Regions from separate parts of the Mus musculus genome. Here region 1 is linked to region 2. A link is a loop called in an ENCODE intact Hi-C map of the cell type or tissue named here. Cell type or tissue: heart. All regions are shown on one strand. Links, peaks and the distances in the headings refer to the core of each region. The heading gives the core; the rest is flanking DNA. Region 1 holds the start of Cpe (carboxypeptidase E). Region 2 overlaps Cpe (carboxypeptidase E).

Region 1 (8,544 bases), core at 221-8,220, 75 kb after region 2:
CCAACATTAGGTACCTTGCTCAATCATTCCAAACCCGAGTCTTTGATACAGGGTGTCTTGCTGAACCCGGGGCTTGTCAGATCAGTTGAATTGGCCGGCCAGCTCCAGCCCTAAGTGTCCCATCAGTGCATCACCAGCCCCAAGTGCCCCATCAGTGCATCACCAGCCCCAAGTGCCCCATCAGTGCATCACCAGCACTGGGCTTACAACTGTGCTCTGCTCAGTGTTGTCCATGAGTTCTGAGGGATCCTGTTCAGGGCGTCATGCTTGGGTAACAAGCATTTTACTTATGGAACCGTCTCCCCAGAGACATCTCCCTCCTTTTCCCTGTTCGTGAATTCTAACGGTGAATACCTAAGGAATTATTTGGGAGACCTCAAGTTCAGCCCACAGACTGTACCAAACAAATACAGAGGTCAATTCCTTCTGGCTAGAAAAACGTTGTCCGTTTTTAAGAAGTATCTGCCCAGAACGTGCTAATCTAACCAAAGGAAGCTTTCAGTTGTTGCCGCCACTCTTGTTGGGGGATATGTTGTCTTGTTAGGACTCTATTACATCCACTGACTAAATCCTTACAAATAACGGTATTTTTTTTCTGTCCTGACGATCCAGCACAAGGCCCTAAGTGGGCACTCCACCACTCATCTGCACCCAGTCCACAGCATTTGGGCAGATGTTCATAAAAAAATTACCTAGGCTAGGAAAACAAACTTGACTCTTTATTCATGCTAAAAAAAAAATAAAATAAAATGAATATAAAAAAAAGTCTCATGGAAATTTTCAATCAGTGAATTTAAAGCAGAATCCAGAGTGTTACATCAGAGCCTGTGCGTAAAGGTACCAACTCTGACAGCCTGGCTTTTATTTCAAGGACCTGCAGGGTGGAAGAAAGAGCCAGCTTCTGAAAGTTGACCTTTGACTTTCACACACCATGATGTGCATACACGGAAGCACATGCATGCATGGATAAATAAATAATAAAGGTTTTACAAACAAATCCCGAAGGTACTTCTGCGATGAAATTACTTAAGGTAGGTAGTCTGCTTCATAAGGGGTCTGAGCAACATTAGAGTTTGTAAATTTCCAGAATTTGTGCATTTTCTGCCCCCTGTGGGGCGGCACTCGTCAATGTCCCTGATCTATGAGTCCCTAGGATTCTTTTCCATGAGTTGGCACAGACACTTCCTGTCCCATAACCTTTGTGCCAGATTTCCCATTCACCGGAGCAACCTGTGTATAAGTCATAGAAGCTGGCTCATCTTGAAGGTGTAGGATTTCAAAATGGCCAAAGGAATAACATTGAATGTACCCATTTCTACCACGGAAGAGACACAGATATGCCTTCTTATCTGCTCACCCGAAAAGGACTTTGAAGGACTTTCTAAAAAGTGATCATTTTTTTCAACCAGATTTGCAGATCCGTGCTCCAGATATTCAACCAAAATTTGTTTTCATTTTCAGAACACGTCATATTCTTGCAATAATATCAATTTATCTTTACGTTTGAAACAAGACAACATAACGTTAAACCATGGCTTTCACATAATTTCTTTAAATAATTCAACAAGCCCACAGGAAGACTCTACTAGCAAGCAGAACAAAGGGCTGAGATTGAGCATCAGAATCATACAAGCTGGACTGTCAGGAGTGGCCAGCTTGTTGTGTGGCTTGGCTGGAAGTGAGTGTCCATGTAAGCATTGTCTCCTTATTTTCCAATGACTGTACAAACACTAACCATCGTTTCCGCTTTCCAGGATGAGCCCTGCTGGAACTCTTTATGAATGTCTTAAGGTTTTCACCCTAATACCAAGCCGTTAGCAAATTCATTCCCACCCTGTCATTTACCTTAGTCATGGGCAAGAAATGTTTTCCGAGGACTTAACCCATACACTCCATGTTCTAAGATCAAAGTTTCTCTATTAGCATTTATTTAATCCATTCTCCGTCTTATGTACCACTGGGAAAACTATGCAGGCAAATGAATGCGGGGCTCAGTGACAGAGGCTTACTCAGCCTTCCTGGATTGCATCCTATCACAACAACAACAATAACAATAATAATAATAATAATAATAATAATAATAATAATAATAATAATAATGGAGAGAGGAAAAAGTCGGGAATGGTGGGAAACATCCATAGTCCCAACTTGATGATTCAGAAGCTGAGTGATCAGGAGTTCGAGGCCAGCCTGGACTACAAATTCAAGGCCAATCTAATGAACTAGAAACCCAGGGAGGAAAAAAAGGGGAGGGGGCGGGGAGAGATGAAGGAAGGGAGACTTCTCCTGTCCTGCACTGAGAATTTTTAGCCTGGCTTTTGTGTTTTCCTCGAGAAATCAAAAGCATTCCATACTGATTCCGGCGCTTTAACCAGGCCTTCATTACCAACAGAAAGGCCAGGACCAAATTCTTTCTGAAGAGCATAAACATAACCCAAAAAAGATCCCAAAACATTGCTTAAAATATCTTTTTAATACTAAGCCTTTAATACAAATCAAAACGTGCTTGAACATACTCTGACGGAAAATGCCTAACAAGATGACTGCAGGAGATAAAACGTGATCAATCGTGAACTAGTCATCTCAGAGTGGTTAAAGCACGCGGGGAGGGGTGGGGGTGGGGGGGTACTGTTGTTTTCCCTTAGTAAGGCCATGCATGGTTTCAGAATCTGTATGCCTGTTAGAAACCATCTTTTTCTATCCTGGTAGGAAGATCTACATATATGCACACCACACGACATCTAGATCATCAATATCCTTTTTAAAATTCGCCAGCATCCCCAGAGAGTGCACCTAACGCTCACACAAACACAGAGGAAGGTAGGAAGAGCTGCAGCACCCAATAAGCTGGTCCTTTGGAAATTCTCAAATGATAAAAGCCTCTTTCCTGGCTCCTCTGAGACCTCCTTCCTGGCTCCTCTCCTTCTGCACCTTATTTTTCACTCGTGTCTGAGGGGAAGGTGTTTGCCTTCCTGAGAACTCACAATTTTATTCTGTTTAGAGTTTGACCCATCTGTGACGGTGAGCACCGGGGACTCAGCTCTGGGATTTGCTTGCCTGTTATTCCTGTCCCCGTGCCTCCAGCCCCCCTCTAGCCTATGTTCACAAAAAAAAAAAAAAAAAAAACAAAAAAACAAAAAAAAACGGGTCGGAGATGCGAACGATAGGGAGAGGCTGGTGCTCGTTTCCTTCCCACTTTCCACCTTCCATCCAGGCATCCTCCACCGGGAAGCAACTTGGGGCCCACCTCTCCTTCTTCCCGTCCCCGGAGCCCCTGCAGCGGGCAGAGCACTTACCCGGCTCATGGACCCCGGGGTTGTCAGACAGCTCGATGACCAGGAGCTCCCGGCCCTCGAAGCTGCGCCCCACTGTGTAGATTCTGCTGATGGCGGTGCACTGCAGCCATACGGACACCAGCGCCTCGCGCAGCTCTGGATAGCGGTGGTACTCGAAGGAGATGCCGTCCTCTTGCTGGAGCCGCCGGCGGCGCCTCATGCCAGCCGCTGGCGCCCCGGGCTCCTGGGCTTCAGCCGTCAGCAGCCACCCGCCGGCCACCAGCGCGGCACACAGCGCCAGCAGCACCCGTCCTCCGCGCCCGGCCATCGCGTCCCCGCGAGCTGCACTGCCGGCCTCTTTTGTCTGCCCGGGCCCGGGTGGAGTTGGCGAGCTCAGCACCAGCCTCCTCTCGCCTCACCTTCCACCGCTCAATGAACGGTGCGCTCTGGGGCCACCCAGAGGACAGCGGCGACGCGACGGCTCTGCGCGCTGCACTACCCGCCCCGGGGAGCGGGAGCCAGGAGGCTAGGCACAGGCGAAGCAGCCGCCAGGGATGTTGGGTTTATTTCTTGGTTCAGACCCACGTCAAAAGCCAAATGGCGCCAGGGACCACGCAGGTGGAATGACAGCTAAGACCTTGACTTAGGAAGGCTATTGTTAATGAGAGGGAACCACGACCCAAGATCATCCTTGTAGAAAACACATTCTTGGGTTGTTAACAGGGCCTTTTGATTTCCACCTAGATGCATCAGAATGCGGGGTGGGGGTAAGAAACAACCCGCTGCTTGCCTGGACATCACTGCAATAGTGGAAACTTAAGGGATGCGATTTCATCTACAGCAAGGTCTGGCTAGAAGCCAGAACACTGTGTTTTGATTTAAAGGTGCTTTCTACCAATTTACAGATCCTGCATTTAATTGTATTCAGACACACTCCAAAACCTTTCTAGGGGGAAAAAAAAAAAAGAAATGGGATAAGACGGTGTCCTTTACAAGCAGGACCTATACCACTCATCTTCTGTGATATCCTGGAAAAAAAAAAAAAGACTCTGCTCATGAATTAGACAAAGGATTTCGTTTGGCATTCTGATTCAATCCTGAAATAGAGAAAAATCCGATACAGACAAATGATATATATTGTCATCCCTTTCACAAAGTGACTGCAAACGGATAAAATCATGGGCTTAAATGAGCACCCTTGGGCAGGGCTTGTGTTTTTGGAGCAACATCTGCAGCAGATGTTACTCTACAAAGGTTGCCATTTGGGTGTAACATCAGCACGGATCTGAACACGTGATCATTGAGTATGACCACCAAAAAGAAAGACTGAATGAAGACCAGCTGGGGAATGTTTCATGAGGGACATTTTCCCTCGGATGCCTCTTTCTCTGCTGTCTAATAATACCCTGTCCTGAATAAATCTGTCACCTGGAAAGGAAAGGAATCCAGGTCTATAATAGTTTCATTAGGTTTGTTGTTGGTTTGTTGTTGTTGTTGTTGTTTTAACTGAAGTTTGAAACAGTGGAAGTGCCTTCTCCTACTGACTCCTTGGTCTCAGGAGCAGCTAGAGGACAAAGGGAGTCCAGCTGCTTAGAAAGTGATATTAGCAAGACAACAGGTCGTCATATGGCCTCTGTGGCTCTCAGAAGTCCCCCTGTCTCCGAAAGCTGACCTGTGACAGACATGGCCGCCCACACCTCACCCACCCCATTCCCACCCCTGAGAAATCCTAACCAACCAGAGTGCTATAACTAAGGCACAGAATGTTACCAGCACTGAGTGAAGAAGGCAGGCAAAAATTGTCTGTCACACATTCAGGAACAAACGTAGACCAAAAAGGGGAGCAACTGTAGGCATCCAGCTCATCTTGAGAATTTCACAAATAAAATAAGTATTACTGTCTCGGGGGCTGGAGAAATGGCTTCACAGTAAAGAACACATAATACTCTTGCAGAGTACCTGAGTTCAATTCCAACACTCAGAACCAGAGGATCACAGCTGTCTGCATCTCCAGCTCCAAGGGATCTGATATCTGGCCTCCTTGGACACCCTACATATACAGTAATAATTGGGGGGGACATACACACATCTAAATACAATTTTAAAGGAGCACAAATCAAGTCATGGTAGTACACACCTGTAGTCCCAGCATTCAAGCACCTGAAGCAGGAAGATCTTGAACTTGAGGCAAGCCTGAGCTAAATAGTGTGACTCTCCCTCAAGCAAGTAAATCAAGGTGTATAAATAGACAGGCTGCCAAGGTGCTGGCAGAGAGGTTAGCCTGGAATCAGTGTGTCTACATCTCCCACAGCAGCACAGATGCTTTTCTTAAGACAGGGTCTCATGTAGCCTCGGCTGACGTCAAACTCACTATGTATCTGAGACTAGCCTTGAACTCCTGGTCTCTTTTTTTAAATATATTTTTATTAGGTATTTTCTTCATTTACACTTCAAATGCTATCCCAAAAGTCCCCCATACCCTTCCCCCCACTTCCCTACCCACCCACTTCCACTTCTTGGCCCTGGTGTTCCTCTGTACTGGGGCATATAAAGTTTGCAATACCAAGGGGCCTCTCTTCCCAATGATGGCCGACTAGGCCATCTTCTGCTACATATGCAGCTAGAGACACAAGCTCTGAGGGCACTGGTTAGTTTATATTGTTTTTCCACCTATAGTGTTGCAGGCCCCTTTAGCTTCTTGAGTACTTTCTCTAGCTCCTCCTTTGGGGGCCCTGTGTTCCATCCAATAGCTGACTGTGAGCATCCACTTCTGTTTGCCAGGCACTGGCATAGCCTCACAAGAGACAGCTATATCAGGGTCCTTTCAGCAAAATCTTACTGGTGTATGCAATGGTGTCAGCGTTTGGAGGCTGATTATGGGATGGATCCCCGGGTATGGCAGTCTCTAGATGGTCCATCCTTTTGTCTCAACTCCAAACTTTGTCTCTGTAACTCCTGATCTCTTATCTCAAACCTCCCAAGTGCTAGCTTGTAATATAGTTAGGTGCTGCTTTAACAAGCTACCACAGATTTGGGGAGGGGTGGGGTTTTTTTGGGGGGTGGGAGGCAGCCATCATCCAACTTCCTCCTTAAAGTAGACAGAGCTTTATGAAAAACACCAACAAAAAAACCCCAATGCTTTCCACTCTAACCAGCCTGTGTTTGATTACTTAGTTCAGAAGTCTGAATCCAGAGTTACAATTAGGTTTCTAAAAGCATTTCCAAAAGAGTAACCTTGGGAAACCAGAGAAAAGAAAACAGAGCGGCTAAAACCAATGACTTCAAAAATATAGAGTTAAGAATTTCATGTTAGTAATTTAAGTCAACCTCACTAATTTGTGGCTGGGTTGGGGCATATTGACTAGTAACTGCACACACAAACAATACTCTCTCATTGAAGTCCTAACTTGTTCCATGGCTGACTATTCTTTTAAAATGTCACCTTTAAGGGTCATGAGGTACTTTCTATTTTGTTTTTTACTTTAAAGGAAAAAACGTTGGATTATACTAGCTATGTACTATTACTTGAAAAGTTCTTTGACATCTTAGATGTTTGCGGCCCTAACCTGTAAAAGGAAAAAAAGTTGGTTCGACTATCCATCCTCTAGTATTTGAGTATAAGAGAACCTGGACCATTAGTTCACCAGTTAAGGGCGTGTTGCTCTTCCAGAGAACCCAGGTCAATGCCTAGCATCCACAGGCTTGCTCACAATTGTCTGTAAGAATAGTCTAAGGAGATCTCTTCTGGTCTCTGCCAGTACCAGACAGGTACATGATGTACAGACATACATGTAGGCAGGACAGGTATACAATAATAACAACAACAATAATAACAATAATAATCTTAAATCATTATTTGAAAATGTCAGAAAATTAATAAAATATGTTTTATACACAGGTATTTTCAAGCTTTCATGATTCACAGAGTCTGGGGTGGGTTTCAGGCATTAAGAATAGTCATTCCTGGTTTGGGGGGCTGGAGAGTTGGCACAGAGGGTAAGGGTGTTTCCTATTCCTCCAGAGGACTTGAGTTTGTTTCCCAGCATCTATGTCAAGCAGCATATGATCACTTATCACTTCAGCTCCAGGGAATGTGACATTCTCTCCTGCCTACCTTGGGCACTTGCACCCACATAGCAGACACACACATAAAAAAATTTTTAAGTCTTTTTTTAAAAGAATTTTTTAAATGTTCTTCATTTTAACCAGGAAACCAACCAAGTATGGTAGCAAGTGCCTGTAACTCCAGCACTTAAGAGTGAAGGCAGGAGAACTGGGAGCTACAGCCTAGTCTATATTATAACAAGTTTGAAACCAACCTGGGTTACATGAGACCCTGTCAAATACAAACAAGGCAGGGCAGAGGTTTCTAATTTTAATATTTGACTGCCAAATATGTTGTATTATTTCATTTTCTTGTTACTGTAATGCAATAGTATGTCCAGAAAAGATTTACAGAAGAAAGTTTATTCCACCTTACTGTTCCACAGTGAGAGTCCGTCATAGCAGAGGAGGCACACTGCAGATAGCTGAGGTGGTCAGAGCAGGGAGCTGAGACATCACATGTTCGTCCACATGCAAGAAGCAGAAAGAAAACCAGAAGAGAGGCAAAACTATGAGCTTTCAAACCTCCCTCACACTGCCATACGTCCCCTGGCAAGGTTCTACTTCCCAAAGGTTCCATAGCCCTCCCAGACAGAGCCACCTCCTGGGGACCAAGTGTCCAAAGGCTTGAGACTACGGAGGCATTTCTCTTCCAACCACAACACAAGCTCGAAGAAATAAGGATGCATGTGTTAACATTTGCTAAGGTCTATTTCAAATCCAAACTCCTATGGTCCTGGAAGGTTTCTGTTTGAAATAATTTCCCACAAACCTGAGAGATAACACAAAACGTAGACTAAGGCATTGACCCAAAGAAATTAACATTTCATCTGTGTTTATAAAATAATTTCTGGGTTATTTTACACGTGGGTCAGCTGCATCCATTCTTCTAGGGCAGGCATTAGTCCTCTGTAGCTACACATATGCACTTTTTCATCGTGGCTGTAGAATTCTAAAATATCTCGCATGCCAAGTTTTTAATGCATTTGCATACCCATAGTTAAATTCAACCCGCAGACCCTATTTTAAAATATCTGTACAAACAGGAAGTTGAAAGTGACAGTGTTGCTTTGTGATGTCACCTCTAGATGTCTGTTGTCACACATTTAAATTCTCACAACCCCTACTTTCAGCCTCCCATCTATTCTCATCAAGTACAGAAACT
Region 2 (8,544 bases), core at 392-8,391:
ACTTTTCCATTTTAAAGACTCTAAGAATAACTCAGTGACATGTTCTATAACGAGATGGCTTTGGCATTTAAAATATGTTAACGCTATATTTATTCAGATTCCTTCACAACTCCAGCCAGTGAAGAGAAGCATAACACTAATAAATTATCAGATGTATTTTAAGCCCTGCTGTCTTCGAGCAATTCAGGCCAAGGCTCACGAGCTGAACTCAAGCAACCGTGGAGGCAGCCAGGCTGAGAAGCTTGGGGCTAGATGAGAAATGACTTAGGAGTAAAACTGGGAAAGTGAGAGAAGAATTTTATTCCTAATGTCTGAAAAATGAGGACGGTATTGGTCCCTAATGGTGTCTCACTGGAACACGGTGATATCTGCAGGGCTTCCTAAGGAAATAGGATTTTTTTTTTCCTGTCATCTGTCATCCACAGACCCTGAATTTGTATCCAAGGAACTCTGCATCCTAAACCATGATTCCTGGCACACAAAACAAAATAAATCTTGAGAAGCAAAGCCCTTTTTGAGGGGTAAAGATGCTATGGTGAGAAATAGGAACTTGAAAATGAAGACTATGTAGGCCATTATTGAATCACTTGCTCTGAGTCTAAATGTTGTTTTATTCTTAATGTCAAAAGTAAAGGAGGGGAACCAGACATGAATTATTAGTTACCTTTTACTAGATACTTTGCTATTGCTGTGATTTGGCACCAAAGCAACTTATAGAAGAAATGGTTTACATGGGTCTTACAGTTTCAGAGGGTTAGAGTCCATGATCAGCAGGGAAGGGATAGGACATCCTCCTTTAACACCTCCTAATTCCCAAACAGTTTCACCAACTGAGAAGCAAGTATTCAAATACATGAGTCCACGAGGGCCATTATTATTCAAACCACTAAAGATTTACTATAGTAAATAAATCTTGCTCTTGTCAGTGCACACCTTTAATCCCAGCACTCAAGAGGCAGAGGCAGGTGGATCTTTGAGTTCGAGGCCAGCCTGGTCTACAAAGTGAGTTCCAGAACGGCCAGGGCTACACAGAGAAACCCTGTCTTAAAAAAAAGAAAAACAAAAAACAAAAAACAAAAAACAAAACAAAGAACAACAAAAAACCTTGCTCTTATCTTGAGTAATGAATTAAAGTTTAATTATGTAACATTTTCTTTCATTTAAAAGCAGCAATGGGTATTTTAAATGAAAGCTCTCATTTTAAATGTACATTAGCATGTCTTTTTTAAGATTTATTTTTATTTGTAATTATGTATGCCTGTGAGTATGTGCCCATGAATGCAAGTGCATCCAGAGGCTAAAAGAGGGCGCCAGATCCCGTGGAACTGGTGTTACAGTGATTGTGATCTTCCCAACATAGGCGCTCAGAACCAAACTCAGGTCTTCTGTACGAGCAGCAAGTGCTCTTCACCAATAAGCCATCTCTCCAGGTTCCATTGGCATCTCTTAATGAGACTGCCCAAAGCAATTGTATGCCAACACCATAGAGCAATCATGCACGCAAGACTTGGGTTTAACTAGAGAGGGAAACAGCCATACTGGCTGGAAACAATCTCATGTGCACCAAGTTGCCAATCAGTCCTCCTATGAAGAAGAGATTCTCACAGTTTTTCTAAGAGGGGCAACAGGAATTATTTTCCTCCTTTCTCAGAGTTAAAGACATGAATGCATGCACTAGAGAAAGTATGTGGACAAATACCAGAGCCAGCCTCCAAGGCCTGCCTTTCATCTTATACCTTACAGATGATTACACTGCCCTCCTCTGTCCCACTCAGCCCCTCCCAGTGTCTCTGCACACGATGGATGCCTGTCTGAACTCCAGCTGTTGATTTCCGTTGGGTTCATTCTTCAGACACAGCAATTCACTGGTGAGCCTTGTGTATACTTACTCATATGAGGCCCTCAGCTGACTATGTGTCAGGCTCAGCTATGAATCATCACAAGCAATGGACTGAAGTCTGAAGTCAAAGAGCAAGCAACCCTATAAATAAATGACTATGCTGTCAGACACATGCAGCTCTATAAGAACAGCACCCCCACTGCAGAACACAAGGAACATCAAACAGGAGCTGTGTCCGAGAGGGGAAGGTCACGTGGAGGAAGTAACTCAAAGTGGAAGGGAAGAATATTCTAATCAATTAGAACAGCAGCCAATGTGAACACTGTATTGTTAGCAGATGGTACACTTGGGGGTATGACTAGAGCAGATGACCACCAGAGCCAGCATCCACAGCATCCACAGGGCATCTGTCTGAAGGGTCTTGGAGCTATAATGAGATTCTACTTTCCAAAACCTCACTTAAGAACATCCTGGAAGTAACAGACACCACAGGGCAGATGCAGCAGCACTTGGGGATAGAAGTAAAAGGATGTCAAAGGCTAGCCTGGGCTAAGTAGCAAGACCCTATCTCCAAAAAAAATTGAAATTAAAAAAAAAAAAAAAAAAGAAAGAACAAGAAGAAGGAAGAGAAGACAATGGGGCTGAACTAAGCCAGGAACTGAGATGGAAATGAATGGGGTCAGGAGGTCAAGTCTTTGGGAAATAAGGGCTAACTGCTGTGAGCAGCGACAGAGATAGGAAGTGAAAGACGGGATGGTAGGGATGAGGGAAACAAAAACTGTTCTAAGGGGAAACACTTCTTTCTAGATAAGCTGAGCTTGGGGTCCTAGGTACCACCTGATAAGGGGACCCTGTGAGCAAGGGCAACGGAACAACAGACGTTCCCTGGAGGTCTGGAAGGAATTAGAGATGTGGAATTTTAGGGGCTCTTAATACAGCTGATGGGAACACGCCAGGCAAGGATATGAGTACTGGGAAGTAGGTGAATGCAAGGGACCCGGAGGAAGGCTGTGTCTCCTCCAAGACAGACAGGGTATGGAAAGAAACTCAGCAGAGTTGAGGGGCAATAGAAAAGGTAGGTATAATAGTTTGACTATTGTTGACCCAGGGAGTGGCACTATTTGAAGGTGTGGCCTTGTTGGAGTGGGTGTGGCCTTGTTGGAGTGGGAGTGGCCTTGTTGGAGTGATGTGTCACTGTGGGCATGGGCTTTACGACAGTCATGTAGCTGCCTGGAAGCCAGACTTTTAGCAGCCTTCAAATGAAGCTGTAGAACTCTCAGCTCCCGCTGCACCATGCCTGCCTGGATTCTGCCATGCTCCTGCCTTGATGGTAATGGACTGAACCTCTGAATCTGTAAGCCAGCCCCAATTAAATGTTGTCCTTTATAAGAGTTGTCTTGCTCATGGGGTCTGTTTACAGCTGTAAAACCCTCACTAAGACAGCAGGTGATGTGAAATTTTGCAGGAGAAGGTTTAGAGGGAAAGGACAAAGATCAACACTGTGGAGTCCTGCAGAACTTGGTGGTCAGGTGGGGAAAGGGCTTCCTCCAGGCAAGACTCACTGCTGTGTTTTCTGCTCCCCCGCCCCCTTCCTTTTTCACAATTTATCCTTAGTCCTCAGAGTGAAGCAAAGTCCCAGACTCCAGCCGCTCCAGCCTTAGCCTTGAGTCAAACGTAACTCAAGATGTATAGCACATACTACGCCCAGCAACACAGGAGGGCAGAGGCAGGCAGATCTCTGAGTTCAGTGCCAGCCTGGACTACAGAGTAAGTTCCAGGACAGCCAAGACTAGAGAGAAACCGTGTCTTGAAAACAGGAAAAAAAAACAAAAACAAAAGCAAAAACGATTCATGTCACTCCTGTGTCATTCACTGTACCGAAGACACTGAAACATACTTCCCCAGCTATGCGGCAGACCCCGGGAAAGCCACACACATGCTACCTTTGAATTTTGGTCCACAATTTTCTTCAGATTCTTCAGCAGGTGATTGTTAGGACCGCCTTCTTTCTCATTAACATACACGATCCTGTCCAGGTCTGGGAAGTTACGGTTCAGATCTATTCCCTGGGCGTTGCTGCGGCCCACAAACCAGTCCTTCAGCTCGCCGGGCTAAAGGAGACAACAGAAAAACCACCACTGCTTATTAGTACTGTCAATACCTTCTTAACGTCCCCATCACTGCCCTCAAAAACTAATTCCTGAGATTGTCTATTGCAATATCCTCCCAGTACTGCTGTGTTCACTACTTTATCAGGACACTCATGAAGGTGCCCAATTTAAAATATTTGTTATAAGCATTTTGGAAAAAGATAGTTTTCATGAATAATAGTTTTAAATCAATGATAGTTATATGTAAGCGATGTTTAGCAGATTTCAATGATTTGTCGGTACAAACTCACTGATTGTAGGTGACCTATTTAAAAATCACACCACCAACAATTAGCATCAAGTAACATTGTCTCTGTTGATCACAGAAGTCTGATTTTTAAATCTACAAACGAATAAATAATCCTAAGAACTTAAGATGAATTGGACATGAGTCTCTTATGTGTTAATAACTTCAATGCTTTTTACGGGTTTCTTTTTTTTTAAAAAAGTGTATTTCGCTTCAAAATCTTGGAGAAAGGACTCTATATGTCTTTATAATAAAATGATCAGCATGAGAAAAGATAAATGTGTTTATAATGTTTAATTGTTGTACAACGTGCATCAAAATTTTACATTTTACACAATTAGCAGAACATGTAACAACTATAGTGTCCATAATCTTGTCCAATCAAAATGTAAGCCCACATATTGTCTCTGTAAAGATATAATTATACATGCACGCCTTTAATGTCAGCACTCAAGAGACAGAAGCAGTAGGATCTTTGTGAGTTCAAGGCCAGCCTGGTGTACAAACCAAGTCCAAGCCACGTGAGCTACATAGTGAAACCCTGTCTCAAAAAGAAAAAATTAAATTGAATTTAAAGAGCCATTAGTTTTTAGCCTGACGCTTAAAATGTATACAATTATTTTTATTGTAAACCTGAGAATTTGGGGGTCTGGTTTGGTTTTGGTTTTGCGAGAGTTGGGAGCGGCAGAGAGGGATGCAGTGTCTTTAGTGATCTTTCATAAAACCAGCAATTAAAGCAATTAATCCTCTGTAAAATAATGACCCAATTGCAAGTTATTCTTCCTTCAATCCAGCAGAGGGCGCAAGGACGCCAGTTCACCCAGCTGCAGGCATTGCAGTAGGCACCACTTACTGTGGTTCTCAACCCTCCCATGCCCATGCCGGGACTGTTTAATACAGTTCCTCTTGTTGTGGCGATCCCTCAACCGAAAAGCCATTGTTGTTGCTACTTCACAACTGTAATCATGCTACTACTATGAATCCTAATGAAAATATCGGTGTTTCCCGATGGCCTTCGGCAACGCTCATGAACTGGTGGCTCATTCCCAAGGGGACCATGACCCACCGGGTGAAAATCACTGCCTTAAAGGCAAATTTGCCTAGCCACAGCTACGAATAGAGAAGTGCCATTTGTTTAACAGTTCAGCAAAACACTATTAACGTCTTAATTATTCACTAGATTTCCCACTAAAGCTTCTGCTGAAGAACTCTCACTCTGGACATTCTAAACTTTGGACTGTCTCTCTCACACTCGGTGAACCCTAAGCATTACTATGGCTTCGCAGATTGACAAGTACACACGTATTAATATGTCAGAAAGACGAAGAAGGCAGGCCACCCACCGTGCCGGGCACTCACCTGCGATGCGGCTTTCTCAAAGCCGTCGGGGTTCAAGGAGGGCATGATATGAATTCGGGTGCTGTGGATCAGGTTGACAATTGTCTCATTGCCTTTCTGGTACTCGTTACACAGGTACTGGGCCAAGAAAATAAGCAGTTCCCGTCCAACCGCCTCATTACCATGCATGTTCCCAATGTATTTAAATTCAGGTTCACCTAAAAGACCAAAAGAATGCATAGTAAGAGGCACTTTCTGTGACACCAAAAAGAAGGCAGAAGACACTCGTGCTATGCTGACTTTTATCAACTTGACACAAACCTAGACATATCTGGGAAGAGAGAATCTTAACTGAGAACGGCTTCTGCAAGACTGGCCTGTAGGCAAATTTGTAGGACATTTCCTTGACCAAAGGTTGATGTGAGGGAGTCCAGTTCTCTGGAAGCTGTGCCACCACTGGGAAGTCGGTCCTCTAGAGTACAAGTGAACAGGCTTAGCAGCTGTGGAATGCAAGCCAGTAAGCTGCACATGACCATGGCCTCTGCTTCAGCGCCTGCCTCCATGTTCCTGCCTTGAGTTCCTGCCCCAGCTTCCTTTAATGAAGGACAGTCATGAGAAAGTTCAAGCCAAAAAGCACCTCGCCCCAGGAGCTAGTTTTGGTCATGCTCTTTATCATACCCACAGAAACCAGGCGAAGGCGCCGAAACGTATTGTTTATCTACTAAGTTACTGTGAATAACCAACCGCTTCTTTGCCCTCTAAACAGGAAGTCTGAGAAATCTGCCTGGGGTGGTCGACTATCCCAAACATCCAATGGCTCCATCCTTCCAGTCCTCTCTCCCTGCTGACCACCTCTTGCAAAACTGTGTCCACACACAATTCTGGTGTGAAGGCTTGAGGTCCTTCCTCCATCAAGGAAGTAATTAAGGTTCACTGAAGTCCCAAGATTCTTGCTCAATAAGGCCTGTTATCCTAACAGGAAGATAAAATCATGAATTCTTCTCTCCTCAATGAGGAAAGAGCCTGTGAAAACAAACACATTTCGGAGGAGTGCACCTGTGTGCCAGGAAGAGAGGGTTGATCACAAACCGTGTCTGCTCCACCTCCATCTTCCGTTTCTCCAAGACTCACGGAGGGAGTAACCTCTATCACTTACACCACCCAGAGTGAAGGGACTCTAGCCAGCTCACAAACATGACTCTGGCAGGGCTTGCCCTTCTCCCCAGTCTCCTCTGCTTTGCTAAAAAACTGTTAGATTACATTCCTAAAGCTAGCCACCAAGGTCTGTTCCCTTATTTGGCCAACTCCTCCTGAGGCTGACTGCCAAGGTTCACTTATCAAAGTATTGAAGTCCAGCAATCAATCAAAAGATCCCTTTGGCTCACCTAATTAACAAGCCTAATTAAAATTATACACCTTACTCTAACACCCATTTTCCTATGTGCTGCATCTGTCTCCTCTCTATCCAGAGGCCGTCCTTAGTCCTACTCCAGACAAATACTCCTCCTCCCTCTCCCTGGTTCCCTTCCCAGACTTCTCCTTCACCCTTTATCTCCTGTCTTTGTCTCTTATTCCCTGGCCTGTGTCCCCTGCAGCAAAGAAATCTGCTTTGTGCTGAGAACTTGGCCTTGGAGTCGTGAGCTGATACCGTTTCCTATGTGGAGTATAATCTTTTGTTATGGCAGCCCAACCAGGCCCACATGCTAATACTGATAAGACACTGTGTGCCCTGGTAGGTCATAGCCTATACTTTGCTTCCTTACATAATCCTCAGCAAACATTTTAAAAATAAATATTGTTACCCATCTCTAATTTATACATGGATGAGCTAAAATCCACACTGCTTAAGACACCTGACCTTGACTGGACAACCTGTGAGACCAGAATGCAAATCCTAGCCTTCTGCACTAGATAAAAGTTTTCTATACTCTCTTCCCCTCTCCCCTTCTCTCCCCACCCCCACCCTGCCCCTATCCATAAAGATTAAAAGGAGACAAACTGTGTGGGATCAAACCCTGGTACCAGTTCTTACTGGCTGACCTTCTATAAGTCATTTCAGCTCTCATTTTCTCTGCTTCCCCATCTTAAAAATAGAGAAAACAACAGGTTGTACCCTGTAGAGAAGACAAGAAACAATGGCTGCATATACCTGTACCTGGAAATAGCAACTGCCCTGAGTTTGCTGTCATTATTCCTAACAGTATCATGATGGCTGCTACATTATCTTGTCACTGTGAGATTCTTTGTCAGACACAACCTATTAATCCATTGTAACTAATTACCCGGTGTAATAGGAGCGAGGTTGTTTCTGTTATCAAGATAGCACCAATGAAGCCTGAAGAGAGAAAGTGTTGCTGAAAGACTTTGAAATGAAATGCAGTTGCCCATTTCTACCGCTCGCTCCCAGGGGCATTCTGGGAGGAGTCCTGTTGCTCTAGAGCATGGCAGACAAGTGGTCCTCCCAAGTCCTGCGCCTCTGCTCCTGTCTGCATCACTGCCTCAGTTTCCTCAGTGGAGAAGATGCTCTCACTTATAAAATCGTGAGACTGCTCCTCTGAGGATTAAGAGACAACACAGTCTCCCCCGCATCCCCAAAATGTATTACTGAAATATTCTTTGCCTGCGATTCAAGAGCCTCTGACTGTAGTGGCTGCTCCCCATGCAAGTCTGTTCTTGGCTGTCCTTGTGTGTTCTCCGCCTGAGTTTATGCTAATCTTAATCTGAGGATCAGGCGGGAAGAGGGTCAGTGCTATTTATACACAACTCACTTTAAGGAAGAGTCTCTAACTAAACTACCTGCAAGGGACTGGTGAAGGGGCATGGGAGGAGAGGAGAAGGTGAAAGACGTTCCCTTCACTTCTGGCCTCAGATCACTCACTTTTCTTTCTGTGAAAACGTACCCTTAACTCTGTCCCTTACTGTGTGTGACGTCTGCACCGGACACCTTCCCTTACTGAGAATAACATCTG

The links. Peaks named below come from ENCODE experiments on the same cell type or tissue, not always from the same donor. Only the 100,000 strongest peaks of a DNase experiment are listed, where the experiment ranks them.
Region 1: a loop joins it to region 2, with 6 times the contacts of the local background. A loop is called at or near these places in 23 of 42 quality-filtered maps.

What each region holds. Positions count from the first base shown.
Region 1 is chr8:64,689,347-64,697,890 of GRCm38, forward strand. Cpe (carboxypeptidase E) reads right to left here and starts at 3,763. Exons shown (of 9, transcript NM_013494.4): 1 at 3,297-3,763. The coding sequence starts at 3,603. In heart, for the core only: a CTCF peak has its summit at 3,736; a DNase peak (open chromatin) is centred at 3,715; H3K4me3 peaks cover 1,890 bases; H3K27ac peaks cover 1,130 bases; H3K27me3 peaks cover 354 bases.
Region 2 is chr8:64,613,755-64,622,298 of GRCm38, forward strand. Cpe (carboxypeptidase E) reads right to left here. Exons shown (of 9, transcript NM_013494.4): 2 at 5,597-5,793; 3 at 3,784-3,951. Among named protein-coding and RNA genes, the nearest start is that of Cpe, 75 kb to the right of the region's middle. In heart, for the core only: a CTCF peak has its summit at 5,032 (motif pointing right); no DNase peak of the experiment used is centred there; H3K27ac peaks cover 807 bases.